3 separate regions of the Homo sapiens genome follow, and regions 1 and 2 are each linked to region 3. Evidence: chromatin loops called from intact Hi-C (ENCODE). Cell type or tissue: endothelial cell of umbilical vein. All regions are shown on one strand.

What was found. A loop is a pair of places that touch in the nucleus more often than their neighbours do. Peaks named below come from ENCODE experiments on the same cell type or tissue, not always from the same donor. Only the 100,000 strongest peaks of a DNase experiment are listed, where the experiment ranks them.
Region 1: it touches region 3 in a loop (26-fold over the local background); 18 of 110 quality-filtered maps call a loop at or near these places.
Region 2: a loop joins it to region 3, with 20 times the contacts of the local background. A loop is called at or near these places in 40 of 110 quality-filtered maps.

What each region holds. Positions count from the first base shown.
Region 1 is chr3:167,738,162-167,743,161 of GRCh38, reverse strand. All of the region lies in intron 1 of SERPINI1 (serpin family I member 1), which reads right to left. Among named protein-coding and RNA genes, the nearest start is that of SERPINI1, 4.9 kb to the right of the region's middle. In endothelial cell of umbilical vein, a CTCF peak has its summit at 1,964; a DNase peak (open chromatin) is centred at 1,991.
Region 2 is chr3:167,879,756-167,884,755 of GRCh38, reverse strand. No RefSeq gene overlaps it. Among named protein-coding and RNA genes, the nearest start is that of SERPINI1, 150 kb to the right of the region's middle. In endothelial cell of umbilical vein, a CTCF peak has its summit at 2,472 (motif pointing right); a DNase peak (open chromatin) is centred at 2,575.
Region 3 is chr3:167,378,293-167,383,292 of GRCh38, reverse strand. ZBBX (zinc finger B-box domain containing) reads left to right here and starts at 2,996. Exons shown (of 22, transcript NM_001199201.2): 1 at 2,996-3,046; 2 at 3,501-3,655. In endothelial cell of umbilical vein, a CTCF peak has its summit at 2,905 (motif pointing left); a DNase peak (open chromatin) is centred at 2,912; H3K4me3 peaks cover 422 bases.

The DNA.
Region 1 (5,000 bases), 360 kb before region 3:
AGAAATCCTAATACTCAATTTTTCTTGTATTTGTATTATACCCATATTTTTTAATGCAGTCTATATGGAGAGATTACTGAATATTTTTAGATTTAAAGCAGATTTATTATAGAACCATCAAGTTTTACGAAAAGTGTTTGTAATGCAAAGTATAGGAAAAATATTAGATGCAATATTAGCTAGATGGCCTTTTAACTGGAGATACCATCAGTTTCTGAGGAATGCCTTTGCTCAGGGACTTAAAATTTGGAAATCACTGAAGTGAACACTTGGTATGGGAAGGTTAGAGTTGCTAAACTTCTACACACACACACACACACACACACACACACACACACACACAAAACGGCACAAAATTGATAACAATGAGAAGAAATAAAATTTAAAATAAACATGGTTTTAGTCATCAGACTATGGCTGAAACTACTGACAGTTATCCAAAAGTCATTCTCAAACCTTTGTTCCCCTGCTCCATCTACCACAGAAGCCAAAAGTCTTTGATATCTCCACTTCCATTAAAGCTAGGGCAGCCATATGACATGAGCCAGTTAGTGCACAGTGGACATCTGCCGGGGATCTTTGGGAAAGCTTTTATTTCCTGATTAAAAGAGAAAGACTCAACAGGAACAACTGTTTCTCATTCTTCCTTCTTTGAATGACAGTGTGATATCTGGATCAACAGAGGCATCTGTCTTACAGCAAGCACAAGAGAAATCACAAGGACAAAATTCTGACAACATCGAGCCTGTAAACAAAAAGCAAACAACTACTCTCCTCAGACTTCTTGTTCTGGAAAAATAAATCCCTATTGTTTTATCTCATTGTGCATAAAACTTGTAGCTGAAAGCGTTTCTAGTTGATCTGTACTTTACAATTATTTTTTAAATTGTTAATCACTTTTGGGCCATGCAATGTGAGGAAAAATTTGCTTTTAAGATAATCCTGGATAAGATTTCTTTCTCTCCTTTTCAAAATGTTCAATTTTATATTACTAATTATTAATTAAATCTGCTATTATATTAACAAATAGCTATTATTTACACCTTTAAAGTTATTGGCATTTTAAATTTTTTTCCTTATTTATTTTTTAAATTTTAAGGCTTTTTCTTCTTATCTAGATAACTAGTTATTTGCATTTTTAAAAGAACATATCAGAAACTCTGAAATACAAAAACAAACTTTGTTGCCTTAGATTTAGTTAATATACCTTGTGCACAAAATCTCATAATATAATTTTTTTAAAAGTTTCGTAATTTACCAAAGCCAAAAATTATTCTATGACATTACTGGTATTATATAATTTCATCTGGTATTGTATGTCAAAGGACATAAGATATAAGATACTATTTAACCTGCCACAGACATTGAATAAGGGATTTAACATCTGTAAGCAATTTAGGAGACTAGGTACAGGTTTCTTAACTGGAAGGTTGAATATATCTCAAAAACACTAATTGCTTCAATGATTCTAAATTGCTTCGTGAAGTACACAACAATTAAATGCTCCAATAACTGATTTAATTCAAGTAAAGGCAAAAATTATACACCACAATATGGTATCTCTAGCATACTACTAACGGGTATAAAAACAATAAAATTAGCTAGCTCTTCAAGTTAGAGCTGGTTAAAAGACCTCAAAGCAACAAAATCTAGGTTATCAAGAAAATGACAGAAGCAATCCAATGTGGGTAAAATATCAGAAATGTTTTAGTGGGCTCTTTGGGGTCTGTTCAAGAAAAGCCAAGATGCTAGGAGTGGACTACAAGTTGATAGGTACTCATTGAATTGCCTGGCTGTGCTATAGAAATCACTGTGTGACATTTGAGCTACTCTTACTGGGAATCCTGGTGTGAGATATACCTGGGAAAAACAATACAGTTTAACAAAATAAGGTTATTAAATGAAAAACATTTCATCTGTTTTCCTTCCCACATTAAGAGCTGTGAGGAGCTCAGAAGTCTCCTTTCCCAGGCAGAACCAGAAGGGGGCCTCAAAGCAGTGGCTGAAACTGAAGGTACCCTGTAAGCTTCCACCACCAAGCTATACACAGAAGACCAACACTGAGCACTGTCAATGCCAAGTCTCAAAACTCATTCGTTCTTCATGATGGCTCAGAGATGACAAATACCTGTATAATTCAGGTACAATGTAAGCTTTACTAAGGTCTCTCAATGCAGCCTTTTCACTGAAAATGGAACATTTACAGCCAGTTAAACTTTAGTTAAGGCCTCATATTACATTCATCTATTTATTTTTCTCTATTTGTTAAGAAAAAAGTAATGGAAATCGTGTAGGGGAGGGGAGGTATTACATAAAAGCACATCTTTAAATCAGCAGAGTTCTAGAGGCAAGGAGAGAAAAGGACCACATAAACCCCAAATAGCATCTAATGAATAAATTCATGTCTGAAGCATGCGCCCATGCACGCACACACACACGCACACAAGCGCGCGCGCAAGTTTGCAGTTAATAACAAAATTTGTTCTACTCATTTAGAAATCCAACAAGATAGCAATATTTATATTTAGCTGTAATATAAGCAACCGTTGTTGGCAGAGGGCTGAATTTGGTACTAACACAGATGTCTAAGAAAAAGTCATTTTTCTAGTTGTATTTGTTTGCAAAATGATGTTTCATTATAGATTACCAAATAGTTATCCAAATTGTTACTACTTACCAAGTATGAACTATGTAAAAGGATTCTCAAAATGAATACAAACGTCAATGAAACTCAGAGTTAGCTCTAAAGATACTAAGTATCTGGTGAGAAAGATAGTATGAACTAAGTTTACTCTACACAAGGCACAGTGCTAATCATTAAGAATAATATCAGCAAGGCATGGTGGTTCACACCTGTAATCCCAATTCTTTGGGAGACCAAGGTGAGAGAATTGTTTGAGGTCAGGAGTTTGGACCAACCTGGGCAACACAGTGAGACCCTTATCTCTATAAAAAGTTAAAATTAGCTGAGCATGGTGGTTCTTGCCTGTAGTCTTAGCTACTGGGGAGTCTGCGGTGTGAGGAGTGCTTGAGCCCAGGAGTTCAAGGTTACAGTGAACTATGATCAGGTCACTGCATTCCAGCCTGGGCGACAGAGTCAGACCCTGTCTCAGAAAAAAAAAAAGGCGGCAAAAAAAAAAAGAAAAAGGCAGGTTAATTATCAGTTCTAAGCAAGCCAATTTATATAAATCAACATGAAGGTAAAAGTAAACAGAAGATAGTTAAATATGTGCTACAATTAATTTTACTACTAAAAAACTATATACAATTAACTAGAATTGTATAGGTCTTATCATAATGAAGTAAAAATTACATTAGATTCTTAATTCTAACACCAATCAGATTAATTTGTTTCTAGGTCAAATGCAAAAAACAACTAATGACCAACTCCACACATGCTTAAACAAAATCAGTCTATTTTTTTTTTGGAAGAAATAATTAGAAAAACAGAAGAGCAAATTCAGTTTTTATAGAATGAAATATGGTTTCTACAGATAAGCTTCAACAAAGGTATAACTCCAGGGCCTTGAGGTTAAATGGTGGTTGAGCCCTGGGTTTTTCTGTCTGTGAAATTAAGACCTTAAGTGCCACCAGTTGCAGACTCCTTTACCCTCGCCTATATATCCTATCTCTGAGATGAATTTAGAAATGCTGGCACTCAAATCTGTAATGTATTTGCAGCGCACACAGTGTGAATCCAATTGTGCTCAATCAACACTTTTGCAAAGGCAAACTAGCATAAAGACATTCTCAGAAGGACTAATGTGTAAGCAATCATTCTGTGAGGTCAGCTGACTCTGTCTATCAAAGCGCAAACTGTCTCAATGTGTGCATTACAGAAGTATTGTCCAATGTCCAATGGTTCTAATTCAGTAACTGGTTACTCAATTTCTTTATGCTGAATATGACATAAAGTGCTCAGGACTAACAGGAGATAGAAAAGAAGTACATGGTCTCTAAGAGTTAATAACGTAGTTACTTAAAACACACCTTCCAAATTTTAAAGACTAAATTCTTACAGGTTTAAGATTTAAAAAAAAAAAAAAAAAAGAAACAACAAAAAAATCTCTCCCTTATTTGTGTACGTTAATTCTGATCCCAAAAGCAGTGTTTAACCTTTGGAATTTGCTTAATTAAATAAATGGGCTCTTGCTCATCTTAGTGTCTGGTTCAAGTACCTTTATTATTTTAAAGGGGCAAAACATCAGTTTAGGTATTTACTTTTTGATATTTTGTCCAAATAATGTTTCACTTAGAAGTTAGTGTATACAGGTAGGATTTTTATGGTTAATAATCCATGAATATTCAAAATCTAATGAATACCAGTTTGATTCCAGTTAAAATGGCAATTGACTGGAATCAGACTGGTATTCATTAGATTTTGAATATTTATGGGTTATAAAAGCATAAAAAAGGAAGGTTAATCATCCAAAATTTATTCCAGTAAAAATTGCCATTTTAACTGGAATCAGACTGGTATTCATTGGATTTTGAATATTCAATTTTACTTAGAAAAGTAATGTATCCCAGTATGAATACAGGCCTCTACAAATTAATGACTGGGGGAGAAAAGGTCATGGAATCATGGATTATAGGAATTTAACAAAAAATATAAAATCTTTTTTCTCTTTTGCTAAAGGTGTGTTTCTCAAGTAGTTTTCTTTATATCTATTCCCCTGTATCCTTCTTTACCAAAACCATTTGATCTTGAACCTTTAAGTCTTGCTCTTTTGTGCTGCATGCATCAGTGAATCTTCCTGTTAAAAAGAAATCCATGCTAACTTATTTTTACTCAAAAGGCTTAGAATCAGAACTCTAAAGAAAAGACCAAAGGATATGGTAATTTGAAATTAACCAAGGTTTTTGGCTAAAGAACAATCATCCCCAGAGCAATTTCCATTCAAGAGAGACATTCTGCACTCTGTTGCTTTTCCTTTCTCATCATACATATTCACTGATAGCCATACACAAATAGTAAAATTAAAGAGCAAAATAAGTAA
Region 2 (5,000 bases), 500 kb before region 3:
TTGGAACCCAGAAGAGAGAGAGAGAGAAATTAGGGACAGATGTTTTAGCGGTTTCAAAAGATTTTTGAAAATTGAAACCATGGGACTGGATCAGATTGCTTGCAGAAAATGTGAAGAGTAAGGAAAGAAGAGAGGTCAGGACCAAATTGTGAGGAATACTAACCTTTAACGGATAAAGAGGAGACTAAAAAGAGAGCCATAAACAAGACTGTGAATGACTTGAGAGATAGAAACAAACCAAGTAGGATGCCTCAGATACCAGAGGAAGGGTGTTACAGGAAAGCATCAAAAGCTGCAGGAGGCATTAATATGAGGTGACTGCCTCTAGTGATCTTGTAAGAGCAAATGTAATGACATTAATGCAGAAGCCAGAATGCAATTTCCAAAACATGTGTGTCTTGTCTCATTCTGTTTCCCCTTTCTGTAACTCTTTTGACACTTTAACATTTTACTTCACTCAGTCCTTTTGGTCCTTCAAGGTAATTAGACCACATTGCTCCCTTATTGTTTTGTGCTTATCTTCATTGTATCCCCGTATTGTAGGTTTGTTGAAATAATAATTTGTTAGTTTTCCCAATAGGCAGTGGGCCTCAGAAGACAAAAAATATTCATGATTATATCCCCAAGTCTTAGCATAGGACTTGCCATAGATGTGAGCTATTTAGTAAATGTTTATTGAATTAATCCAAAAGGAGGCAACTATTCCTGAAGGTCTATAATTCAATGTGAAGTGGTAGTTCAGAAAGAAATCGCTCTAACATAAAAAAACAAGTAAAAACAAATTTTATTATAACTACACCCATTTAACTATATCTACCAACTAACTCTTCTACATTTAGTTCTTGTATTTGCTTTCCAGCTCTTTGAGTTTATTTGTAATAAGAGAGCTATTTCATTAAATCTGTATATTCAGAATTATAAGTGAAAAAGGCTCGCAATTTCAAATTTACTCACTATTTATTTCCTGGGTATCTGTTAGTACAGGGTAAGTTTTGTTGAGATGTAATATTGTTTTATTGCACTTAAAGAGATCTACTAAATGCTTATCTTTCAAAAGTTGTAATAATTAGATTTTTTCAATTTTCATGCATCATAGACAAAAGTATGATGTCATATTTATCAAAAAAGGCAATGAAATGTCATTGAGATATTTATAGGGCAATCAGTTACCTGTCAACAAAGTATAATTCAAATCTCATTTTGACTTTTGTCTGTGAAACTATTATGACTAAATAGAGAATTAAATATATTTTGTCTATGTGCTTTTTTGTAAGTTAAATCAAAGGTAGAAGGAAAAGAGCAAGAAGAAAAAAGTCTTACAATTTAAGTCCGAATCCTATTCACCTCCAATAAAAGTAATTTTTCAACCACATTAGAAGAATAAAAAGATGTATTTTTAAAAATTTAAATACAAGGATATTAGCAAAAGTCATCTAACTTTAAAATAATAATTTAGATGCCAATCACATGGATGTAAACTAATAAAGTAAATAAACAAATTACTGAGAAGTGGAGATTCTTCCATCCAATCCTCTTTCCTCCTTTCTTCTTTCCTTCCACAGGATTTACTGTATGAAGAAGTGAAATAAAATAGCTGAGTTAGTTTTGGGCAATGTTTCCACTCTTCCGGGAAGAATGAAGTACATATGCAAGTATGAACTACAAAATATTTATTGTGTAATTCACATAAGTTATATGTACCTTAAGGACAGTTTTTTTTGCTGATTTTTTGCACGAGGGAGCCCCACATTCTCATCCTGTGCCCGGCCCCACAAACTATGACCTACAGGAAGAGTATGGTGTCCTGAAAGTGAAGAAAGTGCTTTCCAGATGGGGGAAAAGGTCTGTCAACTGTGTCAAATGCTGGTGAGACTTGAGAGAGATGAAGACTCAAAATTTATCATTGTTTTTGGCATGGAGACTATCTAATTAAGCTAATTCTATCAGCTTAGATGGTAAAGTATATGTGCATAATAGTTTAACTCTCATAAAAATAAGGGAGGAGGTATTATACATTCACTTTTACCTGTGACATTTTCATTTAAAGATACCGGTTTTATTTATTCTAACTATATCTGATGTACAAATAAATTAACTTTTGTTTAATGACAAAATAGAATCACCCTAGAACTGAAATAATTTAATAACTATAATTATACTTTGTTTATGTATTCTGTTGTGGCAGGTAAACATACTATTTTATTTTTCTTTCTCTTTTTCTTCTTTTCTTTCTGTTTTTATTTTTCTCCTTTACTTTGAAGATGCCTACACTAAAAGGATTGAATTATTAGATCAAATCTGGCACTAAAAATAATAGTTCATCAAAGAAAATCTATATTTTCCTACTTTGTTTGCAACATGAAGAGAGAGAGATGAAGTACAATGATTTGCCCACCTCCATGTTATTATTTACATAAAAATAAAAATTTCTAGTTTAATCATATAGTAGCTCAAGTCAGCCACTAGATGGCAGATGTTACCATATTCAAGAAACCCTTTCCTTACAGAAAACTGTTTATAAGCTCGTTTAGAATAACAAGTTGAGGAGAAAAAAAAATTTGATTGATTCATCCTCTCCATCCTTCCTGCTCTTGAAGAATTCATTTTGGGGCCTGATTTCTATGACAGTTTTCCTTGCTTAGAGATGGAAGGATTAAACCTTTCCCCTATATATAAGATGGATGATTCTGAAAGTAATTCTGGAGTCTTACCAACTCCATAAAATATAAAGTAGAATCACAAAACTGGATAATAAATTGCATTTAAATGACTATGAAGATGAATGGCAATGTTGCACTGGAACGTTTTCAACCAAGACCAAATGGATAACCCCACTGATGCTTCTTATATCTTACAAGGAAGGAAATGACATACAGATCAAAAAGCAAAACTAGGTATTTACTTCTGTGTTGTACTAGTTACATTACATTTTAAAAATGTTGACATATTGTTTGTTCATTTGATCACAATGTTGGTTACTTATTCCTTCCTTATATGGCAATATGTAAGCAACATCAGCTTGTAAAATGGGAATCTTTTTAAGCTTATAAATACCCTAAAGCATAAAAAACATTGATCTTTCTCCTTTTTTTTAGAGACAGGGTCTCACTCTGTCACCCAGGCTGCAATGCAGTGGCAAAAGCACAACTCACTGCAGGCTCCAACTCTTGAGTTCAAGCAATCTTCCCTCCTCAGCCTACCAACTATCTGGGATTACAAACATGCTGATCTTTCCTAATAATAATTAAGGGCATTCTTGCTGTTTGATAATTTTGTGAATTTTTTTATTAAAGTAGCTGTTGATATCTTGCAATATTTCATACCCGATAACTTTTTGTGGGGGAAGATGGGTAAAAATTAAAAGAATGGGAATTGATTAGCATGAAGAAATTTTGGAACTTAAAGAATCAGGGTCAGAAAATAAACCAAATTTCCTCCCCGAACTCTCCATCACTCCTGAGACACATGCCACGACAGGCTCTCTCCTTGGTTTTCCTTTCATCTCTCTACCTGCTCCTTCTCAGTCTGTTCCTTGAGGTCCTCTTCTGCCTGTTTCTTAAATTCTTTTGCTCTCAGCTCTTTTGCTTCTCACACTTTACTATTGCTGTATGCACTCTTGAAGGATAATTTAATTCTTTCATCTACAGTGAATACACTGGTCTCTCTTCAAATCCTAGGAGTTCATATGGCTATAGCTGGGCTCTGGCATTAGACTGCCTGGGTTTGAATGCTAGTTCCACCATTTAATCATAGGTGATCTTGATAAATTACTTAACTTCATTGTCTTAGTTTACTGTCCTGTAATTTGAGAATGTTAATAGTCCTGCTATCTTGTTAGGTTAGACTAAAGCAATTTTCATAATGCATTTACCACAGTATCTGGCAAAAAGTGAAAACCTAATACATGATTCCATGTAGGGCTCTTTCTTAGAAAATAGAGCCAGGCCTACTGGATGTCTCCACTCAGATGTCTTATAAAAACCTGAAGATGATATATCCAAATCTTTTGAATCAATACCTTACTTACCTATCCCCAAATCAGTTCTCTTTCCTAAATTCCCTGTTCAAGTTAGTGGCAACAATAGTAGGTAATTTTGTCTCTCTAATCTCTCATATTTATTTAGTCCCTACATCCTGTTGACTCTACCTGGTAAGTATCACCTAGGCTTATCTTCTTCAGTTAATTCCTATTCCTTAAGATTGTTTAAATCCATTCATTAAATGAGTGAATGTATTGTCAACTGTAATGGGATCTGTAGACATGCTAGTGAAAAAGGCAGTGAGGCCCTGTTCTCCCTGGATTTATAGACTACTGAAAAGAAGGCTGACATAAAACAGAGAAATTACAAATAACTCTTACCTTAATTTGTCTCCTCAGCAATTCCTCACCTAGATTGTTAACATTATTTTTCATTCTCTCTTCTTTCTACCATATCTGTCAAAAATTGCCAGAATTTTCTCCTTAAAACCAAATCTAAATCTTAAAATACTATCCAAAATACTCAACAGCCCAGTTTTAAAATTATAGACATGATCAAATCATATCCATTTAAGTTATTAAGTTATTCAAAGATAGCCTAGTATTAGGAAATCCATTATTATAAGTCATTAAATTACCAAGCTAAAGAGAAAAATTATTTGATTATCTTCATTAATGCAGTGGATGCATTAGACAAAATGTAACACCCATTCATGTTAAAAATAATCAGTAAATTTTCTTAGCATATTAAAATATATTTACATCATCCCAAAAGCTTTGGAAACTTTAATGTTTAATATTTAACATTATAATATTTATTCTTGAAAGGCAGGAACAAAGCAAAGATACCTACTATATCCACAACATTTAGCATATTGCAGACACTAACTGTATTAGTATACAAGGGCTGCCATAACAAAATACCTTAAACTGGGTGCTTAAACAATCGAATTTATTTTCTCACATTTCAGGATACTGGAAGATCAAGGTGCCAGCAGGGTGGGTGCCTGGCAAAGGCTCT
Region 3 (5,000 bases):
CATTTCAGGGCTTGTAAAAAAGGAGATGGTAGGAATTTGGTTTTGCTACCTTGAAATGCCCACAAACTTTTGCCTATAAAAGAATCTGAAGGGCCAAAGAGCAAATGGAAATTGAGAGAATACTTCTGGAAAGCTGCAGATATGATATTTGTCCCATTTTCTTCCAAAGGTTTGGTATTATCAAAATATAATTGCAATACTTAAAAACAAGATATTCTTTAAGTAGAGAATATACATGTGATACAGTTTAATTCATTAAGGACGGAATTATTAGAATGGTAAAGCTGGTTCAAAGAAAATTTGGTAGCTGACTGTATATAGGAATTGAGATAAAATATTAGTATGAGATTTCTAGGTTAGATACAAAACTGGTTAAAGTTGTATAGTGCAATAAAACCATTAGCTTTGAAATTATTTTATTTAAAGGAAAGACATTATTTACATATCCAGATACAAATGATATGAAAAATGCAGGTGAAAAAATCTTCAAATAAACATACAACATTACACAGAGACTTTATCAATAGTTAATGATAAGAAAAGCAACACTTTTTTTTAGAAAATCATGTAATGCTCAGATTATCTTAAACAGTATTCTAGTATGGCATTGAAAAGACATGCTGTTTTTGGCTTTACCTTATTTCTAAGTTTTGGATAATGCTTGTTTACAGTCCCTGACCCTTATTTCAAGCTTAGTAAAATGAGTCATGTAAATCTGTGCTCTTAATTTCTGCATTGCCGGTAATTTTTATCTCTTTAAATTGAATATCTCCAGTTCAGAAAACTTGTATTCAAACCTTGTCTCCACTGTGGCACAAAGAAGCATGAGTTTGGAAAAACCCTCAGGAATACTGTGCTCTTGATATAGTTGTGGTAAACTGTGTGCGGCATTGCTGGTGTGCCAGTTAAACGCATTTTACTTCAGTGGAGAGAATATCATCTCTCTAGAGCTGTAATTGTTTTGACATGTTTCATTTCATTTTGTCACTAATCATCATTCTGAAAGACAAGCACTTCATACTTTTTATTTTACTATGTGACTTAGCATAGGCTTAGTTTTTGTCTCTGCTTTGCCTTTTCATAACTGTGCATAAGCTATTTTTCTAAATATAAGATAATGTTCTTTTAATGCTTTCAAAAAGTGCAAGAATACTTTATACATTATTTTTATGAGTTTAATTTTACTATTGTGTAAGTAAATGCATTGTAAGAATCATTTTTTGGAGTAAAAGTCCTTTGTAGAAGTGAGGAGAAGTTATTTGCAAAATAATCTTTACTGGGACATAATTGACATGTGTTTACTGTTCTCTCTGGACTGTTTCTTCCTCTAGTGGCCCATGTCTTTCTCTTTCCTTGCATTCAGATACTTCCCTGGCCATCTACCCTAAAACAGAACTCAATTAGTTTCTATTTCTTTATTTGGCTTTAGTTTTCTTCATAGCAGCTGACATGCATTTATACTTGTTTATTGCCTTTCTGCTCCTGTTAAAATATATTTGAAAATAGGAGGGGCTTTGACGATTTCTTCACTCCAGTATTTTTGGGATCTAGGAAATGGACTTTCAATAAATATTTGTGGAATAAATAAATAAATGAATAGATCAGTAAATGGACGAAAGCTGAAAATATCTTTGGTAATTTGAAGAGCGCGCCTGTATGGGAAATAGTCTGTGCAAGAAAACCAGTAGTATCGCACATCCACCTGAAACTAGTTCTTGTATTAAAGTTAAAGGAAGGACGTGGTAAAGTTATACCATGAACACGTTAATAGCAACCATCATAGCCACACCAGCACCACTGTTTCTTACTGTTTATTAAGCACTCAATATGGGCCTGGCTTAGAGCTAAATACTTAATATTTATTGTTTCATTTACTCTTCCATACTACATTACGTATGGACTAACTGTACTGTTATCTCATTTAAGCAGTTAGACTGAGCATTGTTACTTGCTCATGGTCACACAGCAGGTAAGTTGTGGCAGTACTGGCACTCAATCTTGAATCTGCCTGACTCCAAAATCCAGACTTATAACCAGAAGACTACCATTGTCTTCTCTTATCCATAGTGGTTGTAATCTTATATAATTGAATATGCCAAGTGAAATCATTATTTTTTTTTAAATGGGTATTGGCAGGCATAGTAATGTCAAAAGTAATGGTGTAAAGATTAGTACATTAACTGTAATAGTTAGGATTGTTAGTCTGGTACCGAGACAGATGCAATGTGGTTAAGCATAGAAGCCTATACAGTGCAGTACCAACCACACATCCTACTTGCAGTATTTAAAAAGGGAGATAAAAAACAGCATATTTAGGAAGCCAAAGATAAATTCACTACAGGTGCAGCTTTGTTCGGAAGAGTTGAGTTGAGAATTGTGGGTTAACTGTGTGTGTGTGTGTGTGTGTGTGTGTGTGTGTGTGTGTGCATATATTTGCTTTTGCTTTTTGTTTTATACCCATTAGACTCCACGGGTCATGTATTCGGTACAAAGAAAAGAGAGTTCTGGACTTTTGAAGAGACCTGGAATCTCTATTGACTTTGCCTATGGTAGCCATTGATAAATCATTTAAACATAGCATAAATGTGGGAGTTCTGAGACTAAACTCCTTGAATTAATTTGTAGGTCTGCCATTTGCTAGCTTTGTAATTTTGGATTAAGATAGTCAAATTTTTTGTGCCTTAATTTTTTTAGATTTAAGCTGGCTTGCTATGAGGAAGAATCAAATATGACATATAAGTCTCTCACTTGTGCTTGGAATATGACACATGCTCAGGTTTAGCACATACATAATCTCCAAGATCCTCTCTGGCGGAAAGCTTCCAGAGCCTGTTGAGTTTTTCCGCCCTTTTCCTTCCTGTGATCACCATTCTCTCTCATTTCGCAGGCTCCTTTTCGCCCTCTGCCGGCGGACAGTGGCAGAACCCAGCTTTCTGGTTGCTATGGGTACCGAGGTAACGCGGTAACCAAGGAGACCAAGACGGAAACTCCCGGCAGCTATCCGCGGCCATCCGGCGGTGGTGACGCGAGAGGCTGGGGTCTCCAGGTGGGTTGTCTGTCTGCGGGTGGATGAGAGGGGAGGATGGTCTCTGAGTCCGCCTAGCGGGCAGCAAGCCCGGGCTAGTTGGTGCGGGGAGCAGAGCGGGCAGCGCGGCTGGGAAGCAGACTCAGCTCGGGTGGAGCTGGAGGCACCGGCCCAGCAAGTGTTTGCTGAGCCCCTGCCATAGGCTGACATAGTGCCAGGCCTGCAGGCAGCAGGACGGGGCCCTGGCCTCAGGAGTTGAAAGCCTTTGGTATACACCAAAGACTTCCCAGCCCAAAATGCTAATGGATAAATGAATCAAGAGTGAACCCCAGACAGTGAAATTGGGGACTTCATCAGTTGTACCCCTTCTGCAGCCCGACCCTTTCAAATACTAGCCCCTTTTATCCTTTGAAGTCATTTGCACCTTATGAAAAATTTGGCACCCTGAGAAACCATATTTCATCCCCTTTTGTAGCCTTTAGTCTGCCTGCGCGTTCACATGCACCCACTTACTTCTTGAAGTCTACTCCTCACAAGTAAGGGCTATGGTGCGGGGTGCCCGATTCCTGAGAAATCTGAAGATGTGGAAGTTTATTTTTTCTTCCCAAAATCAGCAGTAGAGGGACTCAGGTATGTAAGGTTCAGTTATATATATTTTATAGCTTGACTTAAAATCTAAAGTTAACAAGGCTCATTAAAAAATATAGTAAAGTTGAAACTACACAGGATTAAAATTATACAAACTGTATGCTTATGCAAATGTAATGACTCCCTCTGCCTTTCTCCAATTTAGCTTATCTTATAGTCTACACAGAGGGCTGCCCTGACCTGTCATAATTTTACCAATTGTATTACAAATGAATTGTTTGAAAGTAGTTCCTTTATGTCTTTCAAGACACTTAATAATTCTTGCAATTATTTTATTCGCTTTTTAATTTTTACCTACTTCCTTCACCAGAGTGTAAGTTCAGTGAAGACTGGTATTATACCTGTCTGGTTGACCTTGATCCTCAGTGCTTAACCTGACACCTGGCAGGGAGAGAGTGTTCAATGTATATTTGTTGATTGCTCATCAAGATCGTTAGGAAACATGGAAAAAAGAAAACAAAAAGTTTAGTTGAAGTGGGAAAGAGGGCGTGTTTAATTTTTTCCGTAGGGTAGGTTGTGCAAAAAACTAAAAGCAGTAGAAAAAAAATTACATACTTAGCACATTATTATTGGCACTACATTATGTATAGGGACTGTATTGATTGCTGGGGTTTCAAAGGTCAATGGTAGGACCACTCTCAAATATTTGGGCTACTTAGGGAAACAAAATCTATATAAACAAAGATGCAAAAAATAACACAAGGTAACATACAATAGCAAATGAGTTTAATAAACATGGTCTTTCTATACAAGGAGAAGCTCGGTTTCGATGGAGGGAATCTTCATGATACAGGCAGCCTTCGAATTGAGCATTGAGTAGAATAAAACTTGGTGAGCAGAGAGGTAAACACTAAAGCTCATTATGTAAAAAAGATGAAAGCAGAGATGCTAAGGGTAAAGCACAATCTTGATGCTCCATTTTCTTCTCTAGGTAGTTTCTAAGGCTGTGCCTTCTCTAGGTAGTTTCTAAGGCTGCCCCTTTCCCTGAACCGTGAGCTCTCTGGAGGTCTTATAGAAGCCCACAGCTTGACAAGTCAAGTCACAAATCAGACACCTTTTGTTTAATATCCTGCAAATTAGAGGGGGAGAGGATCCTTACCATTTTCTACATGGATAAGCTGAAGCTCAGAGATTTCTATCACACAAAGATCTTATGACTTTAAATCCAGTGAATTTAGTCTACCTAGGTTTTCTGACCTTAAATTCAGTGCCTTTTAATATTGTTTATTATTTTTAATCAAAAGTATTTTAAAATGGTATCTTGTCCCTTGATATCTAAAGGCAAAGTTTCTCAGTTGTTCTCAAGAGAACCTGCCTATAGAGCATA